Regions from separate parts of the Homo sapiens genome. Here region 2 is linked to region 1. Evidence: read pairs that join two places in POLR2A ChIA-PET (ENCODE). Cell type or tissue: A673. All regions are shown on one strand. Links, peaks and the distances in the headings refer to the core of each region. The heading gives the core; the rest is flanking DNA.

Evidence for each region. Peaks named below come from ENCODE experiments on the same cell type or tissue, not always from the same donor. Only the 100,000 strongest peaks of a DNase experiment are listed, where the experiment ranks them.
Region 2: POLR2A ChIA-PET joins it to region 1 with 5 read pairs; 2 of 35 experiments call an interaction of 5 or more read pairs at or near these places.

Annotation. Positions count from the first base shown.
Region 1 is chr11:46,899,379-46,911,705 of GRCh38, forward strand. LRP4 (LDL receptor related protein 4) reads right to left here. Exons shown (of 38, transcript NM_002334.4): 2 at 3,405-3,551; 3 at 884-1,000; 4 at 485-598; 5 at 9-125. Among named protein-coding and RNA genes, the nearest start is that of LRP4, 13 kb to the right of the region's middle. RefSeq lists enhancers at 6,551-7,385, 7,386-8,218. In A673, for the core only: no CTCF peak of the experiment used is centred there; a DNase peak (open chromatin) is centred at 1,983.
Region 2 is chr11:46,576,014-46,588,340 of GRCh38, forward strand. The region is part of intron 1 of AMBRA1 (autophagy and beclin 1 regulator 1); the gene reads right to left. Among named protein-coding and RNA genes, the nearest start is that of AMBRA1, 12 kb to the right of the region's middle. RefSeq lists an enhancer at 8,261-9,105. In A673, for the core only: no CTCF peak of the experiment used is centred there; no DNase peak of the experiment used is centred there.

The DNA of each region.
Region 1 (12,327 bases), core at 1-5,000:
CCACTCACGACAGTTCTCCTCATCGGAGCCATCTTTGCAGTCGGTGTCACCGTCGCAGTACCAATGCTCAGCAATGCAGCTTCCGTCACTACAGCGGAACTCCTTGTCGGAGCACTTGCGCATGTCTGGGGGGATGCGATGGGACAGCAGTTCTGAGGGGGCCCCACAGGCAACCCTCTCACCCTCCTCTCTGACTCCCAACCTCACTGGCTTTGGCGGGTCTGACCTAGCCCCCGAAAGGCACCCCAGAGTCAGTGCAGACTCTCCAGGGAGAACGGAGGCCCTGGAGAGACTGGGCCTCAGCCTCCTGGTCCACAGTTTCTGGGGGGTCTGAGCGGCTCTGCCCCCTCTGCGTTCCTCTAGCTGCTCCAGATATCTGGGCAGTTGGAGGTTTGGCAGTGCTAGGGCCATTGCTGCTATCTTCTCCCATGGCCAGGCCACCCACTGGCCACCTTGCCTGCCTTCCCCCGTTGGGGTCACCCACCACACTGCTCATCGCTGTTGTCGCCACAGTCATTGTCACCATCGCAGTGCCACAGACTCCGGATGCAGTAGCCATTCTGGCAGGGAAACTCGTCCTCCTCACACTCCCGGGGGGCTGTGGGCACAGAGCAGTCAGGCTGCTGCAGGCAGTGGGGGTCTGGTGCCTGGAAGCCTGACTTAAAGCCCTCCGGAGCAGTCAAGTAGCTCCAGTGCTGCCCTGAGGGCTCCGAAGGAGGTGGCTGCCTCTCAGCAGCTTATCTGACTTCGAGAGGAAGTGAAAGGACAGGACAAAGTGCTGAAAACACAAGGGCTCATGTGGACCTGGGGCATTGCTTTCTGATTGAAAATCCTTTCCCAGTGGAACTCAATGGAGTTCCGCCCAGCCTCTGCCAACACTCACGACAGTCCTGCTCATCCGAGTCATCCTCACAGTCGTTGTCCCCGTCACACACCCAGGAGCGGCGGATGCACTTGCCATTGTCACAGTGAAAGTCAAGAGGGGAACAGGTAGGTAGTACTGAATCCCAGGAAAAGAAAAGAAAAGTCAATCAACCTGGTATTCTTACTCAGGCTCAACTAGGCCAGATAGCCTTTTGCTCCAAATCCCCTTGTCTTTTTTTCTTTTTTTGAGACCGAGTCTTACTCTGTCACCCAGGTTGGAGTACAGTGGCGCAATCTTGGCTCACTGCAACCTCTGCCTCCTGGTTCAGGCGATTCTGACTCAGCCTCCCAAGTAGCTGGGATTACAGGCATGCTTCACCACACCTGGCTAGGTTTTTTTGGTTTTTGTTTTTGTTTTTTGCATTTTTAGTAGAGACAGGGTTTTGTCGTGTTGGCCAGGCTGGTCTCAAACCCCCGACCTCAGGTGATCTGCCTGCCTCAGCCTCCCAAAGTGCTGGGATTACAGGCATGAGCCATGGCGCCTGGCCTTTTTTTTTTTTTTGAAACAGAGTCTGACTCTGTCACCCAGGCTGGAGTGCAGTGGTATGATCTCGGCTCACTGCAACCACCGCCTCCTGGGTTCAAGGAATTCTCATGCCTCAGCCTCCCGAGTAGCTGGTGTTACAGGTGCCCGCTGCCACACCCAGCTATCTTTTTTTTTGTGTGTATTTTTAGTAGAGGTGGGTTTTCGCCATGTTGGCCAGGCCAGTCTCGAACTCCTGGCCTCAAGAGATCCACCTGCCTTGGCCTCCCAAACTGTTGGGATTACAGGCGTGAGCCACCACACCCAGCCCCCTTGTCTGTTTTATAGTCCTTCCTTACTGACTCCTAGGCCCATCCCCAGCTGATGGAGAAGCTAAGCAGAAACTGCAGCTAAGACAGAGATTCAAAAGGTAATTGTGGTGAGGGGTTCACAGGGTAGGGGAAGAACAACCCAAAGAACTCACAGGAGCTAAGAAAACATAAGAAAAACATGAGCAAGAGAAAGAAGCGCCTTTTTCCCCTCCTTTCCTCTTGTTAAATGATGATTGACACACCCGGGCTCAATTTCCAGTTCATTACGTAACACTCTGAGCAAGTCATTTACCCTCTCTGAGCTGAAGTCTTTTTGGCTGTACAATGGGGATAATTATACTCAGTTCATAGAGGCCTTTTGATATAATGCCTATGAAAATGCTACATGAAAGTGAAGCATTTATCATCAACACAATTAGCTGAACTGGTTAGGGTTAATGAGGTCCAGGTTGTACCTCCGTTCCCATTAGACTAATTAGCCACCCTCAGACATAGATGCTACAGGTAGGTCAGAGATTGCGCCTCTAATCCAGACTATTGGCTTAGCAGGGATATTTCTATATATCCAAGACAGGTCACCCTGGCCAACTGTGCAGATGTTACCATGCTAGGGGAAAAGGGAGACTTAAGGAAAATATAAGTTTTTTTTTTTTTAGACGGAGTCTCGCTCTGTCGCCCAATCTGGAGTGCAGTGGCGCGATCTCGGCTCACTGCAAGCTCTGTCTCCCGGGTTTACACCATTCTCCTGCCTCAGCCTCCCAAGTAGCTGGGACCTCAGGTGCCTGCCACCACGCCCGGCTAATTTTTTTGTATTTTTAATAGAGACAGGGTTTCAGCGTATTAGCCAGGATGGTCTCGATTTCCTGACCTCGTGATCTGCCCACCTCAGCCTCCCAAAGTGCTGGGATTACAGGCATGAGCCACTGCGCCCGGCCTAAGAAAATATAAGATTTCTTACAAAGTTACTAAGAAAGGTGTGGCTGGGCGTGGTGGTTCATGCCTGTAATCCCAGCACTTTGGGAGGCTGAGGTGGCTGGATCACTTGAAGTCATGAGTTCGAGACCAGCCTGGCCAAAATGTTGAAACCTCATCTCTACTAAAAATACAAAAAATTAGCTGGGCATGGTGGCACATGCCTGTAGTCCCAGCTACTCAGGAGGCTGAGGCAGGAGAATCACTTGAACCTGGGAGGTGGAGGTTGCAGTGAGCCTAGACTGTGCCCCTGCACTCCAGCCTGGGAAACAGAATGAGACTCTGTATCAAAAAAAAAAAAAAAAAAAGGTTTTATTGTACAAAATACCAAAATAAGAAACATAGAAATAATCCACATTTGTGTATAGTATATAAATTTTAAAACGCACAAATATGCGGTACATATACACAAACATATTCACATAAATACAGAGAGACCTATTTAAAGAAACTCCCTGTTGTGTTCTCTTACACGTGTTGTCAAGTTTGTTTTCTTGGACATATATGCATGAACCAACCAAAAGAAACACAGGAGAGTTGGAGCCATATATAGTGAAGAAACTACCCAAATGTCAATATCTATCAAGCTTGCAAAAGACCAACTCTCTGAGTCCGACACAGTTGATGCAGAAAATACTCCATCAGCCTTGTCCTTGCCCCCCACCCCCAGGTCCCTCTCCACCACCTCCCACTGCCTCTGGGGAGGTACTTACTACATCCATCCTCATCGCTGTGGTCCCCGCAGTCATTGTCTCCATCACACTGCCACTGGGCAGGGATGCAGGTACACTCTCCAAGAGCACTCACTGCACATGTGAAGTGGCTCCGACCACAAGCACACTCGGGGCTGCTGGCCAGGCCTGGGCGGAGGGAAAAGGAATCAGTGAGGGCTCAGCTCCCACTCAACCCAAGCCCATTCCGAGGGGAAAGTAGAGGAGCCTAGTCCAGGGGCACTGTCACCTGGAGAGTCACAGTGACACTTCAAGGGAGATGCAGGCAGTAAAACCATGCCTCCTCCAGGGCATAAACGACCCAGCAGATACCCTCTGACTTTGGGCTTACAAAGAGTCCAGGTGACCCGCTCTATGACAGGGCTTTTTTGCATGGCACCTCTAAGGGCCCAGAAACAGATGATGCCACCTAGGCTAGGCACAGTGGCTCATACCTATATCACAGCACTTTGAGGGGCTGAGATGGGAGGATTGATTGAGCTCAGAAGTTCAAGACCATCGTGGGCAACATAGTGAGACCTTGTTTCTACAAAAAACTAAAAAATTAGCTGAGGGTAGTGGCATGTGCCTGTAGTCCCAGCTACTTGGGAGGCTGAGGTGGGAGGATTGCTTGAACCTGGGAGGTCAAGGCTGCAGTGAGCTATGATCACACCACTGCACTCCAGCAGGTGCAACAGAGCAAGACCTTGTCTCAAAAAAGAAAAAAAGAAACAACCCCCTCCAAAAAAAAATGATGCCACTCAGAGGTTTGGTGCTTTTGAAGAAGAGGAACAAGGGACAGAAAGGGTGATGTTGAGAGGCCTCCATAGCCTTCTCACTAAAACTAGGTTGAGATATGGACGCTCTGCCTCTGTCTTGGACCAGACCCTGGGATGTTGGCCAGGGAGGGCAAGAACTAATGGTGGAATTAAAATGCTGGAGCCTCTTTAGGATAAGGAATCCACACAGGGGAGCAGGAAGCAGGGTGGGCTGCTCTGAGTCCCCCAGGCCACCTCAGGGCAGAGTAACTGGGACCTGCCAGGGCCTTCCTGTCTGTGGCACAGGCCACAGCCTTGAGGAAGGCTGGCAGATGCAGCCTCTCCCCCGGCTTCAGCAGCACGCAGCTGGGCTTCCCTATTGAGCATCGAGCTATCTGCCTGGCCAAGTCCCATGACCAGCTGCTGTGCCCCCTCCCCAGCGTGCCCAGCAGGATGCCCTGGGATGGCGTGTGAATGGCTCAGTGCCCTGCTCCAGCCTCAGCTGGAACAAAGGGTTCTGCCAGGGTCACTCTCCCCCCTCCCAGCATTCATCCAACCCGCTGGGCTGCTCTGCTCGCAGCTGGGGAAGGAGGGGGCCGCAGCGCATGGCTCATCTCTCCCCCTTCCTTTCTTCTCCTCTTCCTTCCCTCAGCTGGACCCTGCCCTCAGGCTGGGCTGAAACAGAGAAGGAGTCAGCTCGAAATTGTCACCCCTCTTCCTATACTCTGTACCTGGTCCAGCTTTTCTCTCTCAGCTCATCTCCTTGATGTACATCCTTGTCTCACATTATAATTCCTTGGCCTAGCCTAGGGCTTAGGGCCAGGATAAAAAGGTGTGCTGCCATGCCCTCCAAAAGCAGGGAGAGAGCTCTAGAACTTTCCCTCTCCATCTCAACCCCAAGAGTAAGTGCAAGCATAAGGTAAAACTTCCTAGCCTGCAATGCATGGATGGATGGATGGATGGACGGACAGACGGATGGATGGATGGATGGATGGATGGCTTTTGGGTTCTGTGAATCCCTGATGCTACAGGTATAATGTACGTTTCTGGGGTAAGGGATCACAGCTTTCACCAGATTCTCAACTGAGGCCTGGCCCTCTCCCTCCACATGCTATGGTAATCAGCTGCTCTAGAAAAGATGCAGGATTGGGCTGGGCACGGTGGCTCATGCCTGTAATATCAGCACTTTGAGAGACTGAGGCAGGTGGATCCTTTGAGCACAGCAGTTTTGAGACCAGCCCGGGGAACATGGCAAAACCCTGTCTCTACAGAAAAGAAATTTACAAAAGTTAGCCAGGCATGGTGGTGGACACCTGTACTCTCAGCTACTTGGGAGCATGATGTGGGAGAATCACTTGAGCCCGGGAGGTTGAGGCTGCAGTGAGCCATGATCTCACCACTGCACTCCAGCCATGGTGACAGGATGAGACCTTGTCTCAAAAAAAAAAAAAAAAAAAAAAAAAAAGATGCAGGATTTCCTGCGGAAGCCAAGTGAGGTCCAGTTGGGAGGTGCAGTGTCTCTAGACCTCACAGGAAGGCCTTGCTCCAAGCCCAGTGCTCCTGTCTCTTCGGGTCTCTCTACAAATGCAGGGTAGAGGATTCTTCCCCAGGAAGCACTAAAAGACCCAGGTGCCCCTGCCCCCACTCCATCCTTTCTGGCCTGAGAACTCTGAGAAGGGAGGAGGGTTTTTCTCACTCAGATCCTGGACAACACAGCCTGAGGAACTTCAGTAGTATGACAGGCTCAGCACAGCTGTAGGCACCCTTTTGGTGAACTCTAGCTGGATTGAACAGCAAAGATGTTTAATTCCACTCCATGTGATGGGACTCCCCGGTACACAGATCCCCTTCATGGGGTATCATGGTGAAGAAAAAGGATAAGGCTAATAAGGATCTCAACTGGGGATATTTTGTCCCCCGGAGGACATTTAGCAATGTTTGGAGACATTTTTGGTTGTCCTGCTTGGCGGTGCTTACCGACATCTGGTGGGTAGAAGCTAGGGATGCTGCTAAAGACTCTATAACGTGTATAATTCTATACAGGATTACACGCCTGTAATCCCAGCACTTTGGGAGGCCCAGGTGGGCGGATCACCTGAGGTCAGGAGTTCAAGACCAGCATGGCCAATGTGGTGAAACCCCCGTCTCTACTAAAAATACAAAAATGAGCCGGGTATGGTGGTGGGCACCTGTAATCCCAGCTACTTGGGAGGCTGAGGCAGGAGAATTGCTTGAACCCAGGAGGCAGAGGTTGCGGTGAGGGGAGATCATGCCATTGCACTCCAACCTGGGCAACAGGAGCGAAACTCCGTCTCAAAAAAAAAAAAAAAAATCTATAACATGCAGACAGGCCCCTATGACAAAGAATTATCTGGCCCAAAACATCAACAGAGGTTGAGAAATGCTGCTAACCACACACAGTAGGGAGTGGGGATGTACCAGACGGGAGTTCAGGATGAAAGCTGTGGAAAGGACAGAGAGGAAGTAGGGGGGAATAGGAGGAGGAGGTTAGGCAGAGGACAAAGCACTGGACCTGGAGCAGACAGACTTGGGTTCCATCGACCAGCCAGTTGACCTTGTGCAAGTCACGTAGCCCCTTAAGCTTCAGTTTTCTTGTTTGTAAAAAAGCCACAAGGGGCTGAACATGGTGGCTCATGCCTATAATCCTAGCACTTTGGGAGGCTGAGGCGGGCAGATCACTTGAGGTCAGGAGTTTGAGACCAGCCTGGCCAACATGGTGAAAACCTGTCTCTACTAAAAATACAAAAATTAGCTGGGCGTGGTGGCGCACGCCTGTAGTCCCAGCTACTTGGGAGGCTGAAGCAAAAGAATTGCTTGAACCATGGAGGCAGAGGTTGCAATGAGCAGAGATCACGCCACTGCACTGCAGCCTGGGCAACACAGCGAGACTCTGTCTCGAAAAAAAAAAAAAGCAACAAAGATTAGACAAGAAAATAAAGGTGGAAAAAACTAATCTTATGCCTTGGCACACCAAAGATGTTCAATAATGGAGGCTGGGGTGTGCAGATGCAGGGCTGTGCAGATGCAGGGCTGTGGAGGCTAAATTTTTCCAAAAGGCCTTGATATTAAGAATCAGAGTACCAGAATAGAGCAAGTAGAGCAGTGTCCTGGGGCTGCGTGCAAATGAAAAGTCATACTGGTAGGGAAGAACCTTAAGCTCCGTTTGTTTTTTTAGGGCCCCACCCCCGCCTTTGGCTGAGTGATAACAGAAGTCCCGATTTCCCCCGCGCAGACTGTAGGAACAAAGCATTCCATCGGTGGGCATCAAGTTAGTTGCAGGCAGTTGAAGGGCCTCGACTTCCTGCATGTCAAATCAACATCTCAGCGTCCGCTGCAGTGAAGGGCGGGCAGCCACCGGTCAGGCAAACGCTTGACTTGGGCATTCATACAGTAAACAGACACATTATACTCCAAAAAGCCAGCTCTTCTGGGCAACTGCTGTCCCTCTGGGGTCCTCAGAGGTGGAATTCTGCCTTTTCACTCAAGTCCTGGCTGTGATCATAAAGGCAGCTTTTAACCCTTTTTAAGGAAAAGAATGGTGAGTGAAGAAAGAAAACAAATGACTGTGGGTGGCAAAATGCAGCCTTCATTTTAAGAAGTGTTGAATTAGAACACTTCACTATGCTCTGGCCTTGAAAGCTGCCAGCCACATCGCAAGCTCCCTTAGCCTCCAGGGGCCTGGGCTCTAGCCCCTCCACCTAATGCAATTCACTATGGAAAAGGTCTGTCCGCAAGGTATCTTTGATCATGAAGCCATCCAGCTTTTGGGATATATGTTAATGTGCTCATAGGATGTTTCTCTAGAGGTTAACTAAAATCTTACCTTTTACATCTCATCTCTCCCACTCCCGCCATCTTACCACTTTCTCACGGCTTTCATATAAAGCAAGCTTGTCCAACCTGAGACTTGCATGGCCCAGGATGGCTTTGAATGTGGCCCAACACAAATTCGTAAACTTCCTTAAAACATGAGATTACTTGCGATTTCTTTTTTCTTAGCTCATCAGCTGTTGTTAATGTTCATGTATTTTATGTGTGGCCCAAGACAATCCTTCTTCCAGTGTAGCCCAGGGAAGCCAAAAGTCTGGACAGCCCTGATATAAAGGAAAGAAGGGAAACATCCATCTGGTATACAAGACACACTAACTTAGTAGTAGACAACATAGATTCTAAAGTCAGAGAGATGAAGGTTCAAATCTTGGTTCTACCACAAATTCCGCAATTTTGAGCAAGTTAGTTAATCCCTCCAGGCCTCAGTTTCCTCATCCATAAAATGGGAATATTAACAGTTCTAACTCAAAGGGCTTTGTAAAGATTAACCCATATAAACTGCTTAGCACAGGGCTAACACACAGCAAAAGCTTCATAATAATATAACCATCTTTTTTTTTTCCGAGATGGAATCTTGCTGTGTTGCCCAGGCTGGAGTGCAGTGGCGCGATCTCAGCTTACGGCAACCTCCGCCTCCCGAGAAGCAATTCTCCTGCCTCAGCCTCCTGAGTAGCTGGGATTACAGGCACCCATCACTGCACCTGGCCAATTTTTGTATTTTTAGTAGAGACGGGGATTCACCATGTTGGCCAGGGTGGTCTTAAATTCCTGACCTCATGATCCGCCCACCTCGGCCTCCCAAAGTGCTGGGATTACAGGCGTGAGCCACTGCGCCTGGCCCCATCATTTATTAAATACTTACCAGGTGCCCTCCGAGTACTTTTCTAAGTGCTTTTCATATGCTACATCACTGAAGGCTCTCAACAACCCTAGGAGGTGGTACTGTTATTATTAGTTTGATGCAAAAGCAATTGCGGTTTTTGCCATTACTTTTAATGACAAAAATTGCAATTACTTTTGCGCCAACCTAATATTATCACCACTTTACAGCTGGGGACAATGAACCACAGAAAGGTTAAGTCTGTAGATAGATTGCACAAGTACTAAGGGTTGAGGCCAGCATTCACACCCAGGCAGGTGATTATACTGCTTCCCAATAAATGGTATTACTGTTGTGAGAATCTCCAAAACCCCAAGGTCAAAAGGGGGAATTTACAACTTCTGGGTCCCTCTCTTTTATGTGTTCTCCAATAGCAAATATGCAGTGAGTTTATGGGTCTCAAACAGTGACCTCTTTCTGGTTACTGCTAAGGTAAAGAAAGATTCATTTCCCTCGCCGGAAGGTAAAGTAATGAAGTGGGGAAAGTCTGGCGTCCCAGCACTTTTGAATCAGCACTCGAGTGTTGTTGGTCCAGGGAACAGGGCTTCCCATAACAAATAATTATACTTTGCAATTTCTCTTTAGTTTGTGAGCTACTTTTGCATATGCACTTGCATTCTCATTGAATCATTACAATAATCCTGAGCAATGACTGCAGGGCCCATCCAACAGGTAAGGGCACCCGCTTTGGCCAAGGTCACAAGGTAAGTAGGAGAGCCAGGATGGCAGCCCCATTCTGACACTTAAACTAGTATTCTTCTCTTAGTGTGATCTCAGAGTCTGGACTTTCAGTAAGCTTTCCGGGTGACACCGATGCACACTCAAGTGTCTAGCGGCACTGCTCTCCACCATTCCATAGAATGCACAGCTGAAGGTGGACCACATCTGTCACATGGAGGCACATGGGTAGACCGTGACTACTCACAGCTACAGACCAGCTTTTTCAAGCTGAACCAGAGATGAGAAGGCTTAAGGAGTACCCTGTGAGTGTTCTGGAGTCTGGTGGCTACCCCAGTGTGGAAGCTATTAGGATTACAATGAGAAAAGGAGGAATCGGCCGGGCGCGGTGGCTCACGCCTGTAATCCCAGCACTTTGGGAGGCCGAGGCGGGTGGATCATGAGGTCAGGAGATCGAGACCATCCTGGCTAACAAGGTGAAACCCCGTCTCTACTAAAAATACAAAAAGTAGCCGGGCGCGGTAGCGGGCGCCTGTAGTCCCAGCTACTCGGGAGGCTGAGGCAGGAGAATGGCGTGAACCCGGGAAGCGGAGCTTGCAGTGAGCCGAGATTGCGCCACTGCAGTCCGCAGTCCGGCCTGGGCGACAGAGCGAGACTCCGTCTCAAAAAAAAAAAAAAAAAAAAAAAAAAAAAGGAGGAATCACCATTCGTTTATAATATGCTAAAGCATATTAGCATATGCCTCTCTCCTTTTATCCACTGGCAGCAATAAATACAAGTTCGTTGAATGAATGAATGAATGAATGAAACACTCCTCTAGAATCTTGTGAAAGCTGGAGTCAAAGGAAAAGAGACTCAGAATATCATAAATAAAAGTAGTTATTTCCTACCTAACCAGTGCTGGAGAGAACAGGAATCTTCTCGTTTGCAAGGCAGCCTCTTTGTCCTACCCAGGTTTTGTTTACTCCTTTCTCCTACAAGAGTTCCTTTCACCAGCTGTATTATCCGGCTGTGAAACTGACACGCCATGTTTCTACTTATTTCTGTCCCATGGTCCCTTTTATTCCCGATTCCTAGAGGCCAGCTTAACTTGGTTGGTTTGGAAAATCTACCAGGTGAAGTCTTCTCCTCAGTGGCCCGTTTCGAAAGGGACATGTCGGGCACATGATTGCGGGTCCAAGCAAGTTCAGCCCTCTCTTGCTACTGTTACATACAGAAAAGAAGTCCTTAATGGTTAGCCTCCAAAGTTATGAGGCAGAAGAACATAATGTTAAGCACGGAGGAACAAAACTCCCCAGGATAAAAATCCTGACTCTGCTAAGTTCCTAGCTGTCTGACCCTGGGCAGCTATTTAACCTCTTTATATATAATTTTCTCATCAGGAAAATTGGGATAATAAAATCCCCTAACTTACAGGAATGTTATGAGAAATAAATTAGTTAATTCATAAGAAGGACTTAGCATTACTGCCTGGCACATACTAAGTGCTCAATAAATAATAGCTCTTGTTATTACTATTAAAGATTTGGCTTACCCCAGAACTGTCACATCCAACCACTCCATGATTAAGACCTGCTATTTTAGGACTTGAGATGTTTGAAAACCCTACTGTGTACCAGGCAGCAGTACCACCACCATGGGTTAAGTTGGTGGCATGAATAACTGCAGAGTCTTGCTTTATTGCCTTTCTCTGAAAGAGCTTGAGGCACATGGTATCCTTTATCCTTGCCCCCTTTTTTTTTTTGAGGTGGAGTCTTGTTCTGTCACCCACACTGCAGTGCACTGGCACAATCTCAGCTTACTGCAACTTCCATCTCCCGGGTTCAAGCGATTCTCCTGCCTCAGCCTCCCAGGTAGCTGAGACTACAGGTGTGTACCGCCACACCCGGCTAATTTTTGTATTTTTAGAGTAGAGACAGGGTTTCTCCACATTGACCAGGCTGGTCTCAAACTCCTGGCCTCAAGTGATCCACCTGTCTCGGCCTCCCAAAGCACTGGGATTACAGGCACGAGCCACCACACCCAGCAAATCTTTGCCTAATTTATCACCAACTAATTCTGAGGAGCCAAGGACAGGAGAGAGAATCCAGAAACTAAAGTACAGAGCAATTAAGAAATGGATTAGCTTCCACTTTTGTAAATCAGGAGTAATAACAGTATCTATTTCATAGGGTTGCTGGGAGGTCTAAATGAAATAATACGTATGAGGTTCATACTAGACAGCTGTTATTGTTTTTCTTGTTATTTGTACTAATCCCATTATCTTCATCTGGATATGTCCTCTCTCTCAACCTAGTAATGTAGCCAATGCCAGGCTATCTTTGTATAGATCCTCAAAATTCTACCTGCCCTACCTGGAAGCTGTCAACAGATTTCACAAATCCAACAGGGCTCAAACATGGCTGTGCTCTGTGAAGGGCTGCTCAAAATATTGCTTTCCCTTCCCCCTACATCTCAAATCAGAAGGTCCACACAGTAACAAACCACATTTGTTTATGGCTGTTCAGGGAGCAACAAACCACATTTTTCTGGAAACCTTTTAAAGTCTCTCTCTTCTCCTGAGCCCATGAGTTCGAGGCTACAGTGAGCTATGATCATGCCACTGCACTCCAGCCTTGGCAATAGAGTGAGAACCTGTCTCAAAAAAAAAAAATAAATAAATAAATAAAAATAAAGTCTCTCTCCCTCAAGAAGCACCTGAGAAGTAATTCCTTATGCATTCAGACTCCCTGAGAAGATGTCTGAAAACAGAGGAGAG
Region 2 (12,327 bases), core at 2,976-7,975, 320 kb before region 1:
ATCTAAGCCCAGTCAACTCTCAAATCACACACTCTATGGAAGCTGCAGATGTTGGCTTTGATCACTATGATTCAGGAAGAATCATAACAGTAGATTACACAGCTAAGAAAAGAGTCATTTAAGATAAGGAAGACATCCCTGAGTATGGATGTGAAATCCAAAAAGATTTAGAATACTAATCTAGTATTTTACCAGGAACCCTGAGCAATTCACCTGCTCTCTATTGATTACTGCTTTGTGAGAAAAGTGAAAATATACTCATGAAAATGCCAGAGACATTGGTGTTGCTGTTGTTTTGTAGACGGGGTCTCCGTATGTTGCCAAGGCAGGTCTCGAACTCCTGGGCTCAAGAGATCCTCCCGCCTCAGACTCCCAAAGTCCTGGGATTATGGGCATGAGTCACTGTGCCCAGCCAGACATATTGCTTTGATTAACCATCAAACAATTATGTCCCAGGGTTATCAGGGACCTCAGCAAGTCATCTCTGTCACCTCCCTCATTTCTAAACAAGCTCACACCTGAATGATCCCAGAAAGATAGTCTTTGGAGAAGATACTTCATAATATCCCTCGGTAACAACATTTCAGTATCTTGTAGTCAGGAAGTTCTTTCTAACATGTAATCTACATCCTTTATGTTGCAATTAAAACACATTCCCTCTTGTCCTGTCCTCTATGGAAAGAGAACATCTGCTTAACACCACCTGAACAATATCCCTCCAAGAGATTATAAAATATAGGAAGCCCATTTCAAATAGCTTCATGTAAATGCAACATGGCTTTATATGGGTCACCTTAGACAAAGAACATGATTAAGAGTCTTAAATTCCTAATTCCATCACTGACTTGCTCTGAAGATGATAGGAAGTTAAAACCATGCAGATGCTGTGCTTCAATTATCCCATCAGTAAAATGCAAATAATAAAACCAGTATGTTAGAACTCAGTTCTTCATACAGGAAAGAGATTCTGAGTCCCAATCTAAGCCCAGCCAACAACTCTGAAATCACATACTCTGGAGAAGCTGCAGATGTTGGCTTTGATCTCTAACATGTCAGAAGATCATTAATATATTATCATAGGACCTGCAATTCCATTCCTACCTAGGTATATTCCTAAAATAACTGAAAATAAGCCAATGCACATGCATGTTCAAAGCAACACTATTCACAAGAGCAGAAGGCAGAAACAGCCCAAATGTTCTTCAATGGATGAATGGATAAACAAATGTGATGTATACACACAATGGAATATTATTCAGTCATGAAAAGGTATGAAGTACTGATAAATATTCCAATGGAGATAAATAAACCTCCAAAACATTACGCTAAGTCAAAGAAGCCAGACACAAAAGATCACATATTGTATGATGCCATTTACATGAAATATCCAGAATAAATCAATCCACAGAGACAGAATGCAGATTGATGGTTATCAGGGGCTGGAGGAAGGGCAGAATAAGGACAAACTGCTTAACTGGTAAGGGGTTTTACTTTGCAGAGATGGTAATGTTTTGAAACTAAAGAGGTTGCAGAACATTGTGAATGTACTTAAATGCCACTGAATTGTTCATTTTAAGATGGCTAAATTTACGTGAAGTGAATTTCAGTTCAGTAAATCCTTATTCTAAAAAAAAAAGAAAAAAGAAAAAAAATTCAGCCAGGCGCGGTGGCTCATGCCTATAATGCCAGCACTTTGGGAGGCCGAGGCGGGCAGATCACCTGAGGTCGGGAGTTTGAGACCAGCCTGACCAATATGGAGAAACCCTGTCTCTACTAAAAGTACAAAATGTGCCGGGCATCGTGGTGCATGCCTATAATCCCAGCTAGTCAGGAGGCTGAGGCAGGAGAATCACTTGAACCCAGGAGGAGGAGGTTGCAGTGAGCCGATATAGCACCACTGCACTCCAGCCTGGGCAACAAGAGTAAAACTCCATCTCAAAAACAAAACGAAACAAAACAAAAACGCTAGAAGCTGAGTGTGGTGGTTTGTACCTGTAATCCAGCTACTTGGGAGGCTAAAGCAGGAGGAAAGCTTGAGTTCAAGGCTACAGTGAACTACAATCACCACTGTAGTCTAGCCTGGAAGAAAGTGTGTCTCAAATAAACAAATAAAAGAATGCTAGGAGAACTAAAAAGGACAATGTCCATATAAGCATTTCCCAGGAAAGTTACCATATAAAATTCCAGGTAGGGCCGGACGTGGTGGCTCACACCTGTAATCCCAGCACCTTAGGAAGCCGAGGCGGGTGGATCACCTGAGCTCAGGAGTTCGAGACCAGCTGGGTCAACATGGAGAAACCCTGTCTCCACTAAAAATACAAAAATTAGCCAGGCGTGGTCATGTGCGCTTGTAATCCCAGCTACTTGGGAGGCTGAGGCAACAGAGTTGCTTGAACCTGGGAGGCAGAAGTTGCAGTGAGCCAAGATCGCACCACTGCACTCTAGCCTGGGCGACAGAGCAAGACTCCATCTAAAAAAAAAAAAATCTAGGTAGGACTGTAGCCAAAATGTTTATTATTATCATATAAATATGGCTAATTAGACTCTGGGCAAAGTATATAAATCACAAACTATTAATAGAAAACAATGGCGGGGCACAGTGGTTCACGCCTGTAATCCCAGCACTTTGGGAGGCCGAGGTGGGCGGATCACGAGGTCAGGAGATCGAGACCATCCTGGCTAACACGGTGAAACCCTCTCTACTAAAAATAGAAAAAATTAGCCAGGCATGGTGGCGGGCGTCTGTAGTCCCAGCTACTCAGGAGGCTGAGGCAGGAGAATGGTGTGAACCCGGGAGGTGGAGCTTGCAGTGAGCCGAGATTGCACCACTGCATGCACTCCAGCCTGGGCGACAGAGAGACTCAGTCTCAAAAAAAAAAAAAAAAAAAAAAAAAAGTATAGAGCTTTGAGCTTTGTCACAATTATACATTCAGTACATAGAAATAAGAGCCAATAAACAAGTGAATGAATAAAGAGGTTAACCAAGCACCTCAGCTAATTAGCTATAGCAACAATGACCACAAGAAAGCAATAAAAAAAAAAAAAAAAAAAAGATAAGGAATGAACTTTAAAAGCCAGTAATACCAAAATACAAAGAACCATTCAGTAGGGAGGTGAAAAAAGAAAGGCTAAACATAGCAAATTTTAAAAGTACATAAAAAGGGCCGGGCATGGTGGCTCACGCCTGTAATCCCAGCACTTTGGGAGGCTGAGGCAGGAGTATCACCTGAGGTCAGGAGTTCGAGACCAGCCTGACCAACATGGAGAAACCCCATCTCTAATAAAAATACAAAATTAGCCGTGTGTGGTGGTGCATGCCTGTAATCCCAGCTACTCGGGAGGCTGAGGCAGAAGAATCACTTGAACCCGGGAGGCAGAGGTTGTGGTGAGCCGAGATCACGCCATTGCACTCCAGCCTGGGCAACAAGAGCAAAACTCCATCTCAATAAATAAATAAATTAAGTAAGTAAGTACATAAAAAGTAGATAAACCCTTAAGGCCAACATAAAAAGGCCAGAGAATCATTACTCTCACCATTTTGCAAATATCTTCATACCCTCACCCTTTTCTCTCTTAATACAACATCCTGGCAAGATACCAAGCTAAGCAGCCAAGAATACAAAAAATGGAAAGGTACAGCTCCTATCTTCACGGATCTTACTGTCTTAGAGTATACTTCTTATGAGGAAACAGACATGTTTTGTTTTGTTTTGTTTTGAGATGGATTCTTGTTCTGTCACCCAGGCTGGAGTGCAGTGACATGATATCAGCTCACTATATCCCCCGCCTCCCCAGTTCAAGTGATTCTCCTGCCTCAGCCTCCTGAGGAGCTGGGATTACAGGTGTGCACCACCACGCCTGGCTAACTTTAGTATTTTTAGTAGAGACAGGGTTTTGCCATGTTGGCCAGGCTGGTCTTGAACTCCTGACCTCATGTGATCTACCTGCCTCAGCCTCCCAAAGTGCTGGGATTACAGGCGTGAGTCACCACGCCCAGCCTACACATGTCAATAATCAAAATACACAGACCATCTCCACTTCGTCCCTTCCCATGCCTTAAACCCAATTCAATTTAGCTTCTGGCCCTACTTTCCTCCAATATTGTTCTTGCTATAATCATCAATGATCTCTGTGCTGACAAATCCAACAATGTACAGTGATTACTCCCTTCCTGAAATATGTTCCTATGTTGGTTTCTCTAATAACAAGCTCTTACATTTTCTCTTGAATTCCTTGGAGTGTGGTCTTCTCCTCCTACTCTATACTTGTTCTCTAGGAGATCTCATCCATTTCCCTTGGTTGTAAATACCATCTATATACTAATACCATCCAGATTTCTCTCCAGCGCTACTTTTGTGAATCAGCCTAAAGACTACTTACTTGATATCTGCACTTGTATGTTTTCACAGGCATCTCACAATTAGCATGACTAAAACTGAGGTCTTCATTCCACTCCCCAACTCTAATCCAAATCTGCTCCTCCTCCAATGTTTCCATCTCAGAAACACCACCTTCATCTACCCAGATGCTCAGGCCAAAAATCTGGAATCATACTTGACACCTTCTTCTTCCCACACATCCAATCCATTAAGTCTTGCCTGTCCTAATTCTAAAATATCTACTGAATCTTTCTACTTCTATCTCCACTGCCTACAGTCTAATCCAAACCATCATCGCCTTTTGCCTGGACCACTGCAATACTTCCTAACCATACTTCCCCGATTTCTTCTCTTTCCAAACCCCTCCCCACAATGTACCCACAGTAATGGGGTGTTGCTGTTGTTATTGTTGTTTTGGAGACAGAGCCTTGCTCTGTCACCCGGCCTGGAGTGCAGTATCATGGTTTAAGCTAACTGCAGTCTCAACCTCCGCAGATCAGATGATCCTCCCACCTTAGCCTCTTGAGTAGCTGTAAGCACAGGTGTGAGCCACCGCACCCAGCTAATTTTTTTGTACTTTTTGTAGAGATGGGATCTTACCATGTCACCCATGCTGGTCTCAAACTCCTGAGCTCAAGCAATCCACCCGCCTCAGCCTCCCAAAGTGCTAGGATTACAAGCATGAGCCACCGCGCCCGGCCCCAGAGTAACGTTTTAAAATCATATATAAGGTCATGATACTCATGCTTAAAACCTTCAAAATCTTCTAATTATACTCAGGATAAAAATCCAAAAGCTGGCCAGGTACGGTGGCTCACACCTGTAATCCCGGGACTTTGGGAGGCCAAAGCAGGTATATCACCTGAGGTCAGAAGTTCAAGACCAGCCTGGCCAACATGGTGAAACCCTGTCGCTACTAAAAATGAAAAAATTAGGCCAGGCGCAGTGGCTCACACCTGTAATCCCAGCACTTTGGGAGGCCAAGGCAGGCAGATCACGAAGTCAGGAGATCGAGACCATCCTGGCTAACACATGAAACCCCGTCTCTACTAAAAATACAAAAAATTAGCCTGGTGTGGTGGTAGGCGCCTGTAGTCCCAGCTACTTGGGAGGCTAAGGCAGGAGAATGACGTGAGCCCGGAGGCAGAGCTTGCAGCAAGCCGAGATCGCACCACTGCACTCCTGCCTGGGTGACAGTGCGAGACTTCCTCTCAAAAAATAAATAAATAAATACATAAATAAATACACAAATAAATAATTACCCACATGTGGTGGCACGTGCCTGTAGTGCCAGCTACTCAGGAGGCTGAGGCAGGAGAATCGCTTGAACCCAGGAGGCAGAAATCGCACTGAGCCAAGACCACACCACTGCACTCCAGCCTGGGCTACAGAGCAAAACTCCATCAAAAAAAAAAAAAAAAAAAAAAAATCCAAAAGCCTTGCTGGGTGTGGTAGTTCATGCCTGTAATTTCACCACTATGAGAGGCCAAGGTGGGGAAGGAGCTCTTGAGTCCAGGAGTTTGAGATCAGCCTAGGCAACATAGTGAGGCTTTGTCTCTACAAATAATCAAAAATTACCTAGGCATGGTGGTGGGTGCCTGTAGTCCCAGCTACTTGGGAAGCCGAGGTGGGAGGATCCTTGAGCCTAGAAGGTCAAGACTACAGTGAGCTGTGATCACACCACTGCATGCTAGCCTGGGGAACAGAGACCCTGTCTCAAAAAAAAAAAAAAAAAAAATTCGAAAGCCTTGACATAGTCCTGCCTAAGTCTCTATCCTCATTCTATGCCTCTTTCCTCCATCCCCTACTGTTCACTGTATTCCAACCATATCAACCTTCTTCCAGTTTCTCAAATGTGTCAAGTTCTCTCCCATCCTGAGAATTTCATACATGCTATTCCCTTCCCTTTCTATCCTTCTAGTCTCTGCTTAAGTATCACTTCTTCAGAAAAATATTTCTCAAACCTCCAGTTTAATTCAGGTTCCCCTACTATAATCTCTTTTTATTCTTCTGTCATAGGTTTGGCACACACTGCAATTATATGTTTATTGGTATAATTATTTGTTTACTGTCTCTCTTTCCTCTGGACTATAATCTCCATACAGGCATGGACATCTATTTTTCCACTCTAGTCTCACTATATTGACCTAGTGTTTTAAAGTGTTTAGTAGTTAAGAATCAGTATAACTTAGAGGTTAAGAGCAGGGGAATGTGGAGCCAGGTTGTTTGGACGCGAATCCTGGTTCTGCCATTTGCTAGCTATATACCTTGGGCAAATTGCTTAATTTCTCTGTGCCACAACTGCTACATCAATAAAATGAGAAGAATAAGAGTACTTACGTCATAAGGTTGTTAGTTGGAATGAAAAGAATCAATGCAAAGCGCTTACTACAGTACCTGGCACAAAGCATTCAATAAGGACTGGTTCTGATCAGAACCAATATTTGCTAGATAAACAAAAGTCTGAAAAGGTACGAATTGAGATGCAGAATCACAATCAAGAAATAGTTGTAAAAGGCCTCACAGGGATATTTCATAACTCAAAAAAAAAAAAGCCATAGTACATAATACACAGCATTATGGTATCCTCACTGCCTACTGAAGGAATACACATGCAACAAACATTTATCAAATGAATGACTGTCGCCAAGTCAATCCTAAGCCAAAAGAACAAAGCTGGAGGCATCACGCTACCTGACTTCAAACTATACTACAAGGCTACAGTAACCAAAACAGCATGGTACTGGTACCAAAACAGAGATATTGATCAATGGAACAGAACAGAGCCCTCAGAAATAATGCCGCATATCTACAACTATCTGATCTTCGACAAACCTGAGAAAAACAAGCAATGGGGAAAGGATTCCCTATTTAATAAATGGTGCTGGGAAAACTGGCTAGCCATATGTAGAAAGCTGAAACTGGATCCCTTCCTTACACCTTATACAAAAATTAATTCAAGATGGATTAAAGACTTAAACGTTAGACCTAAAACCATAAAAACGCTAGAAGAAAACCTAGGCATTACCATTCAGGACATAGGCATGGGAAAGGACTTCATGTCTAAAACACCAAAAGCAATGGCAACAAAAGCCAAAATTGACAAATGGGATCTAATTAAACTAAAGAGCTTCTGCACAGCAAAAGAAACTACCATCAGAGTGAACAGGCAACCTACAAAATGGGAGAAAATTTTCACAACCTACTCATCTGACAAAGGGCTAATATCCAGAATCTACAATGAACTCAAACAAATTTCCAAAAAAAAAAAAAAAAAAAAAAAAAAACAACAAAACAACCCCATCAAAAAGTGGGCGAAGGACATGAACAGACACTTCTGAAAAGAAGACATTTATGCAGCCAAAAAACACATGAAAAAATGCTCACCATCACTGGCCATCAGAGAAATGCAAATCAAAACCATAATGAGATACCATCTCACACCAGTTAGAATGGCAATCATTAAAAAGTCAGGAAACAACAGGTGCTGGAGAGGATGTGGAGAAATAGGAACACTTTTACACTGTTGGTGGGACTGTAAACTAGTTCAACCATTGTGGAAGTCAGTGTGGCGATTCCTCAGGGATCTAGAACTAGAAATACCATTTCACCCAGCCATCCTATTACTGGGTATATACCCAAAGGACTATAAATCATGCTGCTATAAAGACACATGCACATGTATGTTTATTGCGGCACTATTCACAATAGCAAAGACTTGGAACCAACCCAAATGTCCAACAATGATAGACTGGATTAAGAAAATGTGGCACATATACACCACGGAATACTATGCAGCCATAAAAAATGATGAGTTCATGTCCTTTGTAGGGACATGGATGAAATTGGAAATCATCATTCTCAGTAAACTATCACAAGGACAAAAAACCAAACACCGCATGTTCTCACTCATAGGTGGGAATTGAGCAATGAGAACACATGGACACAGGAAGGGGAACATCACACTCTGGGGACTGTTGTGGGGTGGGGGGAGGGGGGAGGGATAGCATTAGGAGATATACCTAATGCTAAATGACGAGTTAGTGGGTGCAGCACACCAGCATGGCACATGCATACATATGTAACTAACCTGCACATTGTGCACATGTACCCTAAAACTTGAAGTATAATAATAATAATAAAAAGAAAAAAAACAAAAAAAACAAATGAATGACTGAAAAATACACACTCTGCTATAATCACTAGAAAGAATTTTTTTTTTAATTTTTCTGAGACAGGGTCTTGCCATGATGATGCCCAGGATGGAGTGCAGTGGTGTGATCTTGGCTCACTGCAGCCTTGATCTCCTAGGCTCAGGCAGTCCTCCTGCCTCAGCCTCGCAAGCAGCTGGAAATACAGGCATGCACCACCATTTCCAGCTAATTTTAAAAAATTGTTGCCAGGCTCAGTGGCTAACACCTGTAATCCCAACACTTTGGGAGGCTGAGATGGGTGGATCACCTGAGGTCAGGAGTTCAAGACCAGACTGGCCAACATGGTGAAACCCTGTCTCTACTAAAAATACAAAAATTAGCTGGATGAGGTGGTGGGTGCTTATAAACCCAGCTACTCAGGAGGCTGAGGCAGGAGAAACGCTTGAACCTGGGAGGTAGAGGTTGCTGAGATCACACCACTCACTGCACTCCAGCCTGGGCGACTGTGCTCTCTGTGCTCTCTGAAACATGTGCTGTGTCCACTCAGGGTTAAATGGATTAAGGGCGGTGCAAGATGTGCTTTGTTAAACAGATGCTTGAAGGCAGCATGCTCGTTAAGAGTCATCACCACTCCCTAATCTCAAGTATCCAGGGACACAAACACTGCGGAAGGCCGCAGGGTCCTCTGCCTAGGAAAACCAGAGACCTTTGTTCACTTGTTTATCTGCTGAGCTTCCCTCCACTATTGCCCTATGACCCTGCCAAATCCCCCTCTGCGAGAAACACCCAAGAATGATCAATAAAAATAAATAAATAAATAAATAATTCCAAAAAAAAAACGCTGGGCATGGTGCCTCACACTTGTAATCCCAGCACTTTGGGAGGCCGAGGCAGGTGGACCACGAGGTCAGGAGATCGAGACCATCCTGGCTAACATGGTGAAAGCCCGACTCTACTAAAAATACAAAAATTAGCCAGGCGTGATGGCACACGCCTGTAGTCCCAGCTACTCAGGAGGCTGAGGCAGGAGAATCGCTTGAACCAAGGAGGCGGAGGTTGCAGTGAGCTGAGATCACGCCACTGCACTCCAGCCTGGGTGACAGAGCAAGACTCCATCTCAAAAAAAAAAAAAAAAAAAAAAAAAAAAAAATATATATATATATATATATATATATATTCCTAGCTTCCCAAATTGCTGGGTTTAAAGGTGTGGGCCACCACACCAGGCATAAAGACTTTTATAATTGGAAAATAACAATAATTTTTTTTTTCTTTTGAGACGGAGTTTCGCTCTTGTTGCCCAGGCTGGAGTGTGATGGCATGATCTCAGCTCACCACAACCTCCGCCTCCGGGGTTCAAGCTATTCTCCTGCCTCAGCCTCCCGAGTAGCTGAGATTACAGGCATGCACCACCACACCCAGCTAATTTGTATTTTTAGCAGAGACAGGGTTTCTCCACGTTGGTCAGGCTGGTCATGAACTCCCAACCTCAGGTGATCCACCCGCCTCAGCCTCCCAAAGTGCTGGGATTACAGGCATTAGCCACTGCACCCAGCCGAAAATAATAATGATTTTTAAAACTGGACGCACTGGCTCACACCTGTAATTCCAGCACTTAGGGAGATCGAGGTGGGCAGATCACTTGAAGCCAGAGTTCAACACAAGCCTGGCCAACATGGCAAAACTCTGACTCTACTAAAAGAAATACAAAAATTAGCCAGGTGTGGTGGCACACACCTGTAATCCCAGCTACTCGGGAGGCTGAGGCACAAGAATCGCTTGAACCCAGGAGGCAGAGGCTGCAATGAGCCAAGATTGTGCCACCGCACCAGAGCAAGACTGTCTCCAAAAAATAATAAAAAAATAATTTTTTAATTAAAAATAAAGATCCATCTTTTTACTTTTTTTTTCCTAGCTAGGATTTGAACCTATATCCTTTTACTTTATTTTGAAGGGTACTGTGGGGAAAGAGGGACAAATATGCTGTTTTAACTTCCTATTCCCTATTAAAGTTTTCCCAAAGCATCTAAACTTCAATCTAAGAATCATTATCATGTGTTCTTTTGGAAAACTTTATTTTGTTATAATAACATTGTTACTAACAACTGGCATATACAGCACCTAGTGCTGTTCTAAATGCTTTATACATATTAACTAATTTAGTTCTTACAACAACTGTATGGTATTTTACAGATGAGGAGAGGCACAGAGAGACTAAGTAACTTGCCCAAGTTGTATAGCTAGTAAGCAGGGGTGCTGGAATTTGAACCAGGCTGCTTGGCTCCAGGACTCAGTGCCACTATGCTGCTATTCAAAAGTCTGGGGAGAGATATTTTTCTGTCCTGTTTTCAGTGGTCGCCTAGAATAAAATACTCCAATTTTCTCTGCAAATCAAATGTGCTTATTAATCCTCTCCAACTCAGCAAAATTTCAGATGCTTCATTATACTATAGGTATATATACCTGTGATCTATTCTAGAGAGTAGAAATAAGTGATGAAATCATGAAATATAAAATTTGCTTCAGCTCATTTTAAAGAAACACAACTTCAGGTCAGGCACAGTGGCTCCCGCCTATAATCCCAACATGTTGGGAGGCCAAGGTGGGCAGATCACCTAAAGTCAGGAGTTCGAGATCTGCCTGGCCAACATGGTGAAACCCCATCTCTACTCAAAATACAAAAATTAGCCGGACGTGGTGGCACACACCTGTAGTCCCAGCTACTCGGGAGGCTGAGGCACGAGAATCGCTTGAACCCGGGAGGTGGAGGCTGCAGTGAGCCAAGATTGCACCACTGCACTCCAGCCTGGGCCACAGAGTGAGACCCTGCCACAAAAAAAAAGTAAAAAATTAAACTCATTAGTCAAGCATGCTAGATATTTATAAGTCCTAGTTATCCTTGACTATGTAAAACCCAGTATTATCATACATTAAATATCAGACACATATTACATGTAGCAATCAATCTTAAATGAAGACTGAAGACTTAGATGGCAGCAAGGAAACTTAAATTTACGCAATTATGATTCGTGATTCCAACTTTTCAAGGGGATTAAGGATGCTATGACTGAAGACTCTAATCCCTGTAAATACCCAGGGCTCGCCTCACTCCTTCTTCCCTCTGTCAGCCCTTGTTTATTTCCTTCAGAATACTTGTTTCAGTCTAAATTTCAATATTTATCAAATACCTATACTCCCCACTGGAATAAACTCCATAAGGAGACCATAAGAACACCTATGTCTACCTTTGTATCCCAACATCTAATGAGTCTTCAATAAATATTTGCTAGATGAACAAACATCTTCATAGGTAAGGGTTGAAACACACAGTCACAATCAAGAAATAGCTCCACAACGTCTGATGGGAATATTTCTGACCTCAGAAAAAAACACGGTACCAAAACAACACACAATGAAGAAAAAAATTTAGGTAGAGAAGTGAAGATTATTAACCCTAAGAGCAGAGGGAGAGACAAAAAATAAGTCAGAAAAGAAATAGAAGGAGGATGGGTGCTGTGGCTCATGCATGTAATCACAGAACTTTGACAGGCCAAGTTGGGCAGATGACTTGAGGTCAGGGGTTCAAGACCAGCCTGGCCAACATGGTGAAACCTGGTCTCTACTAAAAATACAAAATTAGCTGGGCCTGGTGGCACGTGTCTGTAATCCCAGCTACTCAGGAAGCTGAGGAGGGGGAATCACTTGAACCTGGGAGGCGCAGGTTGCAATGAGCCAAGATAGCGCAGCTGCACTCCAGCCTGGATGACAGAGCAAGACTCCATCTCAAAAAAAAT